Regions from separate parts of the Homo sapiens genome. Here region 1 is linked to region 2. The links are chromatin contacts, found by POLR2A ChIA-PET in ENCODE. All regions are on one chromosome and are shown on one strand. Each heading gives the region's core, a stretch centred on a gene start or an enhancer-like site at or near the end of the contact. The rest is flanking DNA. Distances are from core to core; before and after follow the strand shown. Region 1 holds the start of RRP7A (ribosomal RNA processing 7 homolog A). Region 2 holds the start of PDXP (pyridoxal phosphatase).

Region 1 (4,294 bases), core at 1-2,500, 4.9 Mb after region 2:
GGTACACCAGGGCCTCACACATGCTGGCCTCTCTACCTGGCGTGTCACCCTCTTCCCTCCCGCTCACCTCAGGTTTAGCTCAAACCTCGCTTCCTCAGGAGAGCCTTAGCATCACCTCCGCCCCTCCTGCCAGCTCAGATCCCACTGCCTGTGCCTTCACAGCTTCTCTTAACAGTCTGGAGGCTATATTGATGAGATTCTTTGGTTAATCGCTGGCACACCCATGACTGTAATCCTCATAAAGCTAGGAACTGCTTCTATTTTTCTCACACCTCCGTCACAGTACCGGTTGGCGTAGAGCTGCGGTCCCTGAACTCAGGAAGCTCAGTTGCAATAACGGAGAAGACAATTAACAAGCATACAGCAAACTTGTATCAATTGTGAAAGAAACATTACAGGGTGATGGGGTGGCAGAGGTCTTCTTTCCATAGGCCATCACGGATGGCCTCTTTGAGGAAGCAACATTAAAGCTCAGGCCAGAACGCCACTGTGCAACAAACCGGCACAGCACGTGCAAAAACCCAGAGGGGGGAAAAAGCATGTTCCCTCAGAGGAACAGAAAGAGCTTTAGGTCGGCACCAGCCAGACCACGTGGCCCACACAGGTTAAGAAGTCTGGTTTTTGTTTTAGAAGCTACCTGATAAAGCCACTGGAGGGAATGCAGTAGGTGTGGCGCCTATCGTGGGCGCGGCAGACATGATCGAATCTAAATGTCCTTAAAAGAACATTCTGGCACGTGGGTGGAGAACAGAAGCAGGGGCAAGAGGAGAAGGAGGGCAACCGAGTAGGAGGGCCTATAACAGCCCAGGTAAGAGCTGATGGGGGATGGACTAGGAGCAGAGGCGATGAGAAGGGGATGGGCTCACCTGGACGAGCGGGTGTGGACGGAAATGGGTTTGTCCTGGGTGAGAGTGTGGACAGAGGCGGGCTCACCCAAGGGAAGCGTGGACCAAGTTGGGCTCGCCCCGGGAGAGTGAGCAGGCAGAAGGGCGCCGCCTGGGTCCTCGGGACCCCGGAGCCTCAAGACCTGCGGAGCCTGGGGCCACGGGCCACCGGGGCTCACACCCAACCGTGCGGCCGCTCCTGGGGACCCCCGGCCGTCGCCAACCCCCAAACACCTCCCGGCGATGCCTGACCGCCCCCGGTCTCGCGTCCCGGAGCCCCTCACCTGCGTAGCCCAGTGGGCTGGGGATACGGTCCTCCGGGTCCCGCGCGGCGCACTTCCTCCTGCGCGCCACCATCTTGCCACCCGGGAGCGCGGGGGCCGCCGGGAGTTGCGGTTCGGCGCCGGCGCGAGCGCGTTTTCGTGGCGCCTGCCCCGCCCCCTCACTCCAAGCCCGCCTCCCCGGCCCCGCCCGCCATGGCCCAACCTTCATCCGCTCAGAGATAAATCAGCGCGCGAAAGTGGGAGCGAATGTCAGAGTTGACCCCGGCCAGTCACGAGTGCGAACTCAGCTTTCCACTCATGCATTCACACGTTGAATAGGCAGTGTGAGAGAAATCCAGGATGGCTGCTAGGTTTTCAGTCTGAGCAACTAAGAGGATGGTGTTGCCATTGACTGAGATGGGAAGACTGCAGGAGAGGGGCCTGCTTGGGGGTGAAAATGGAGTAGATCAGTTCTCTGTGAGCCGTGGTGAGATGCCCATTAGGCCACTCAGGGGACATGTCAGGTGGGCACTTAGATATGAGACTGAACAGACTGAACATCAGAGATGTCAGGCCTGGAGCAATACACACGGGACTGGCCATGGATAGGTTATTGACAGTTACGAGAGGAGCCGGGTGCGGTGATTCATGCCTGTAATCCCAGCAATTTGGGAGGCCGAGGGGGGCGGATCACTTGAGGTCAGGAGTTCCAGACCAGCCTGGCCAACATGGTGAAACCCCGTGTCTACTAGGTACAAAAAGTAGCCGGGCGTGGTAGTGCATGCCTGTAATTCCAGCTACTCGGGAGGCTGAGGCAGGAGAATCGCTTGAACCCAGGAGGCGGAGATTGCAGTTAGCCAAGATCGCCCCACTGCAATCCAGCCTGGGCAACAGAGCGAGACTCTGTCTCAAAAAAAAAAGAAAGAGAAAAAAAAAGAAAGTTATGAGAGGGTGTGATCGCCAAGGGAGCAAGTGTAGATAGGGGAGAAATGAAGTCCAAGGACTCCACTTTTCTGGACTCCAAAGGGCCTCTCAGACTGTGTACCCGCCAGCCCTTGATGTATCTACTATTTCTCTTTTCCCAGTGTACAGTTGCTTCTTGGAAATGCTGTCGGCCCCTTTGGGGAAAGATTAGGAGCCTACTACTGCAAATATTTGTGGTCTGGAGGGGACCCAGCCTCCCTTTCAGTCAGTGACCTCTGGTTCTGAGGCCTAGCTTAGGCCTGGAAACTGGATGAGGGGTTGGGATTTTCCATCAGCAGCTGCCATTACTGTCCTGTTCGCTCGTTTTTTGTTTTTGATCTTTCTTTGCTTAGCGCAGTCAAGCAGTGTTGGGGCTTCCGTGGCCCCTGGGAATACCGTGGTCTACTAGCATTCACCAGAGACTCCTGTGCGCCCAGGATCCCTGGCAGCCACTCTGGCCTTGCTCCTGTTCTGACAGTCACATCAACCGAACCTCTGCTCTCTGGAATCCTATCTCCTGCTGACCTTTCCGAGCCCGGCTCCAGTCCTATTTGCCCTCTTCTACCCTGGCCTCAGAGGACGGCCATGCCGATTGCCCATTGATGCCTAGACCCCCCACTAGTCAAAGCAGTCTCTGGTGAACCCTCCAGAAATACGGTCATCTGGCTTCTCAGATGTTGCATAATAAATCTGTGCCTGCACATCCCCCTCCCCGAGGCCTTTGGCTCCTTCTCAGTGCCCTGCCACCATCGTTCTGTTATCTCCCTCTCATGTATTGCTTCCACGCTTCAAGGAGCCATCTCGATGGATATCAGGACTGGCCACACAACATCACTTTTTTTTTTTTTTTTTTGAGATGGAGTCTCGCTGTGTCGCCAGGCTGGAGTGCAGTGGCGCGATCTCCGCTCACTGCAACCTCCGCCTCCTGGGTTCAAGCAATTCTCCTGCATCAGCCTCCTGAGTAGCTGGGATTACAGGTGTGCACCACCATGACCAGCTAAATTTCTTATTTTTGATAGACACAGAGCTTCGCCATATTGGCCAGGATAGTCTCGATCTCTTGGCCTTGTGATCCGCCCACCTCGGCTTCCCAAAGTGCTGGGATTACAGGCATAAGCCTTTTTTTTTTTTTTTTTTTTTTTTTTTTGAGACGGAGTCTCACTCTGCTGACACCCAGGCTGGAGTGCAGTGCTGCCATCTCAGCTTACTGCAACCTCCACCTCCCGGGTTCAAGCAATTCTCCTGCCTCAGCCTCCCAAGTAGCTGGGATTACAGGCATGTGCCACCACACCCAGCTACTTTTTTGTATTTTTAGTAGAGACAGGGTTTACCATGTTGGCCAGGCTGGTCTTGATCTCCTGACCTCAGATGATCTGCCCACCTCGGCCTCCCAAAGTGCTGAGATTACAGGTGTGAGCCACTGCACCCAGCCTAGAATTCAAGACTCTTGAGCCCATCTATCCAGACGTTCCCTGCCCTAGGTGACAGTGTCCGCTCCTTCACTTCTGTGCTCCTTGACTGGAGCACAGCACTTAGCACAGCCGTTCATCTGCCCTGATTCAAACTCCACAGTTCTCATCAGGTTCTAGGCCTTTATCAGCACAATGTGACCTGTCTTTAAACACGTCTCTGGAAGCCCCTCCTGATTTTCACCTTGGGCTATAAGTTGATAAATGGCTGTCCTGAGGCCTGTTGTTTTCTTCCTTCAGCCCACTGATGCCACTCGATCAATTAACTCCACTTTCTTTATAATTACCACTGCCCATGTATTTCATGGGTCAGGAATTTGGGCAATGCTCTGCTAGGAGATTTTGTTTCTCCCTGTGGCACTGACTGAGGGCATTTGATGGTATTCAGCTGGCATATGGGCTGCACTAAAGGTTCCAAGTCACTTCACTCACATCGCAGCATCTCAGCAGATGAGTCCGGCATCTCAGCAGGGATGGCTGGTGATAGAGTTTGAGTATTTGTCTCCGCCCAAATCGCATGTTAAATTGTAATCCCCAGTGCTAGAGGTGGGGCCTGGTGGGAAGTGTTTGGATCATGGGGGCCTCATGGCTTGGCGCCGTCTTTGCGTCTTTGCGATCGCGAGTTCTCGCGAGATCTGTTTGTTTAAAAATGGGTGGCTGCTTCACCCCCCACTTTGTTGGTCAGGCTTTCACCATGTGAAGTGACCCCTCACAC
Region 2 (4,128 bases), core at 778-3,277:
ATCAAGTGTCTGGCCAGGCACGGTGTCTCATGCCTATAATCCCAGCACTGGGAGCCTGAGGCAGGAGGATCACTTGAGCCCAGGAGTTCTAGACCAGCCTGGACAACATAGTGAGACCCTGTCTCTACAAAAAAAAAAATTTTAATTAACTGGGTGTAGTGGCGTGTGCCTGTAGTCTCAGCAACTAGGAAGGCTGAGGCAGGAGGATCGCTTGAGCCCAGGAGTTGGAGGCTTCAGTGAGCAGTGATCATGCCACTGCACTCCAGCCTGGGTGACGGTGTAAGACCCTGTCTCAAAAACAAAAAAAATCAAGTGTCATTGCACTGGGAGCCCATATTAGCCAAGTTAGGGGTGGCCATATAACCTAGACTCATGGTATGGGGTGGGTGGTTAAGAACGGCTTCCTGGAGAAGGTGATATTTAAGGGAAGTCTTTCAGGAGCTGACCTGAAGGTGAATTTTGTTTATTTTTATTTATTTTATTTATTTTTTATTTTTTGTTTATTTTTTTTTGAGATGGAGTCTCGCTCTGTTGCCCAGGCTGGAGTGCATTGGCACGATCTCAGGTCGCTGCAAGCTCCGCCTCCTGGGTTCAAGCAATTCTCCTGCCTCAGCCTCCCGAGTAGCTGGGACTACAGGCACCCGCCACCACGCCTAGCTAATTTTTTTCTTTTTTTTTTTTTTTTTTTTTGTATTTTTAGTAGAGACGGGGTTTCACCGTAGCCAGGATGGTCTCGATCTCCTGACCTCGTGATCCGCCCACCTCAGCCTCCCAAAGTGCTGGGATTACAGGCGTGAGCCACCGAGCCCGGCCCTGAAGGTGAAATTTTTAAAGGAAAAAGGAACATTCAGGCCAAGGAGACTATCTATGCAAAGGCCAGGAGCAAAAGGCTTAGGGCACTTGGGGAATAGGAGCTAGTTGAGCTTCCAAGGTTGGGTACAAGGTACAGTTTTTCCCAAGTCGTTGGAGCTCCAGTTGCTCCTGGGGGTCACAGCCTTATCTGAAGTTGGCAGACAACTTCAAAACTGTGACACCACAGCTCACAATTCATTCATCCCCACACTGCAGACCAGTGGCTCCTCAAAGGTCCCAAGACCTGTGGTTGCTTCCAGATCACAAGGCCTCCTCCCTAAGACAGGGACCCAGCCAACCTGGGTCACCCCATTACTATTCTGGGCAATTGGCCACGACCATTCTGGATCCTGCCCTCCCGGGGCGTGCTGCAGTGACAGCCTACCAGCCTCTAGCCCAGTGCTTCCCTACCCTATCCTAGCTCACGGTAGAATCCCTGGAATTAAACCAACTAACCAACAAACCAAAAAATGCCCAGTCTTCACCCAAAACACTTACATGAGGATCTGTCCTGCTACACATCGGTGATTTCAAAAGCATTTGTCAAGACATTGAACTGTACATTTAAGATCTATGCATTTTACTATATGTAAATGATATCTGAAAATAAGTTCCCAGGGGACTCTAACGCAGTGTGAAGAACTACTGGTCTAGACCGAGGGCTCCAGCACCCAAGAAGACACCATGTGCCTCGTACCCCATCGTACACACACGTTTCTTGGGACTTCGCTCTGAACTGGAGCGTCCACGATTCAGGGGGCAATGAGATTCGACCCAAAGGCAGTTCATTTAACATCTGTTTTTCTCCCAGCAACCAGCTCGCCTAAGCTTCTGATTGGCTGGAGGGCACGGGGCCTTTCGCTTCGCGTTTTGTTTGTAGATTCTTATTGGTTAAGAAGAGCGTCAGTCTCCCACCGCGTAAGAGTGTAGTCGGCGTTGAAACTCGGCGGCGACTGGTCCAGCAGAACCAGGGACGGGGAGAAGGATCAAGCTAGCTCTTCATTGGTCCCTTCCCCTCGGTGTTGGCCACGAATCCGCCCCTCTCTCCAAGTTCCGTTAGCTCGCGGCTTCGCTCCTCTCCCAGACTCTCGCCCCCATTGGCTGCAGGCCACGCCGTCGCCCCGCCCCCCGGTCCTTCCAGCGCGCCAATTGGCGGCTGCGTGGAACGTGCCAGGGAGAGCGCGCCGTGCCCGCGGAGAGAGCGCGGCGCGGGAGGCCGGCGGCCGGCCGGCTGCATGGCGCGCTGCGAGAGGCTGCGCGGAGCGGCCCTGCGCGACGTGCTGGGCCGGGCGCAGGGGGTCCTGTTCGACTGTGACGGGGTGCTGTGGAACGGCGAGCGCGCCGTGCCGGGCGCCCCGGAGCTGCTGGAGCGGCTGGCGCGGGCCGGCAAGGCGGCTCTGTTTGTGAGCAACAACAGCCGGCGCGCGCGGCCCGAGCTGGCCCTGCGCTTCGCGCGCCTCGGCTTCGGGGGGCTGCGCGCCGAGCAGCTCTTCAGCTCCGCGCTGTGCGCCGCGCGCCTGCTGCGCCAGCGCCTGCCCGGGCCTCCGGACGCGCCGGGCGCCGTGTTCGTGCTGGGCGGCGAGGGGCTGCGCGCCGAGCTGCGCGCCGCGGGGCTGCGCCTGGCCGGGGACCCGAGCGCGGGGGACGGCGCGGCCCCGCGCGTGCGCGCCGTGCTTGTGGGCTACGACGAGCACTTCTCCTTCGCCAAGCTGAGGGAGGCGTGCGCGCACCTGCGCGACCCCGAGTGCCTACTCGTGGCCACCGACCGTGACCCATGGCACCCGCTGAGCGACGGCAGCCGGACCCCTGGTGAGCGCGGGAATGGCGGGGAAACTGAGATGGGGGCGACCTGCGCATTCGCCTCCACGCCTAAGGGTGAGGGGCGGGGAAGAGGCGTCTCCAGGTGGCAGGTGGGGAACAGGAGAGTGCGAGGGAGGCCCAGGGTGCTTTGGTGTGGGGGGCGGTTGATCCCTGTAGCCGTCATCCTGTGAGGCGCAGCAGTGTGGTCCCTGTTGGACAGATGAGGAAACTGAGGCCCTTTGTAACTTAGGGAGTTGGGCGGAATTCTGCCCTACCCACCATCGGGGTGGGGTTGGAGAGGAAGCCTGGGAGGATTGTCCCCCTGTGTGAGGGTTGAAACACCATTCCCAGAGGCAGGGTGTAGGCAGGTGTGTGGGGAGCAAAGGCGGTGGAGTTTGACCTCAGTTCCAGGTCCAGCTCCAGCTTCACAGCTGTGTAATCGTGTTCAGTTACATAACCTCCAAGCATCTCTGCCTGGGTGAGAAATGGCAGTGCTCAGCATGCCCGGTGACGGTGATCAGGGTGAGTGCCTGGCACATAGTAGGTGTTCAGATGATGTAAGTTGTAGCCAGAGTCCCCCATGTTACAGAGAACTTAATGAAACAGCTTTGTGTGTGTTCTTCTTTGGTTTCCAAATTACTCTGGAGATGGAAGTTATTGTCCCATTTCTCAAGTAAAGAGACTGAGGCAGCCGGATGCAGTGGCAACAGCCTGTAGTCCCAGCTACTCGAGAGGCTGAGGCGGGAGGATTGCTTGAGCCTAGGAGGTCAAGGCTGTAGCGTGCTATCATTGCATCTGTGAAAAGCCACTGTACTTCAGCATGGGCAACATAGTGAGACCTTATCTCTAAAAGAAGAGGAAAGAAACTGAGACTAAGAGAAGGGAAGTGAGCTGCCCAAGAACAGATATAGTGAGCCCCTCCACCTCCTGTGTCCCCACACACCTGCCTCCATCCTGCCTCTGGGAATTGGTGTTTCAGCCCTCACAAGTAGGGACAGTCCTCGCAGGCTTCCCCTCCAACCCTCCAACCGCACCCCAATGATGGGTGGGGCAGAATTCTGCCAGCAACTCTCTGGCAGAGTGATAGAGCGCGGGAACCTGAATTTGGCCTTTGTGACACCGACCTCCAGGGCAGTCTTCACTGCTGTCATCTTGCGAGTTCAGCCCTGCAGGGGAGGCAGAAGCAAAAGGAGGCTCCTCCATTGTGGAGGGTTTGCGTTAGACAAGAGCAGGTGGCAGCAGAGGCTAATTGGCAGTGGTCAGTGTGTGTGGACAGGTTAATAGCCCAGTCAGTATACTGGGGCCGTGGACAGATCTCTGTCACTCCGTCTCTGTTGGCCACTGACCCGGACAGTCATTGATATTAAATCCTGGGGGTACAGGATGGTATTGAGTGGAGAGAAGTAGACACAGGATTATGGTGGGGTGGTGAGCAGGGCCTAGTGCCAGGGGCACCTAGGAAGACTTCCTGGAGGA

The links. ChIA-PET counts read pairs that join two places held with the same protein, here RNA polymerase II (POLR2A).
Region 1: POLR2A ChIA-PET joins it to region 2 with 10 read pairs in activated CD4-positive, alpha-beta T cell. The contact joins the promoter of RRP7A here to the promoter of PDXP in region 2. POLR2A ChIA-PET finds 5 or more read pairs at or near these places in 2 of 52 experiments (T-cell and activated CD4-positive, alpha-beta T cell).

What each region holds. Positions count from the first base shown.
Region 1 is chr22:42,518,546-42,522,839 of GRCh38, forward strand. It overlaps RRP7A (ribosomal RNA processing 7 homolog A), which reads right to left and starts at 1,251. Exons shown (of 7, transcript NM_015703.5): 1 at 1,169-1,251. The coding sequence starts at 1,241. LOC124900479 (a long non-coding RNA gene) reads left to right here. Exons shown (of 3, transcript XR_007068117.1): 1 at 1-808. RefSeq lists silencers at 1,003-1,132, 1,143-1,312, 1,333-1,392 and enhancers at 1,573-1,632, 2,158-2,452.
Region 2 is chr22:37,656,696-37,660,823 of GRCh38, forward strand. It overlaps PDXP (pyridoxal phosphatase), which reads left to right and starts at 2,028. Exons shown (of 2, transcript NM_020315.5): 1 at 2,028-2,661. The coding sequence starts at 2,088. It overlaps PDXP-DT (PDXP divergent transcript), which reads right to left and starts at 1,682. Exons shown (of 6, transcript NR_109952.1): 1 at 1,560-1,682. RefSeq lists enhancers at 1,585-1,654, 1,665-1,714, 1,903-2,404, 3,231-3,742, 3,743-4,128 and silencers at 1,905-2,214, 2,415-2,524.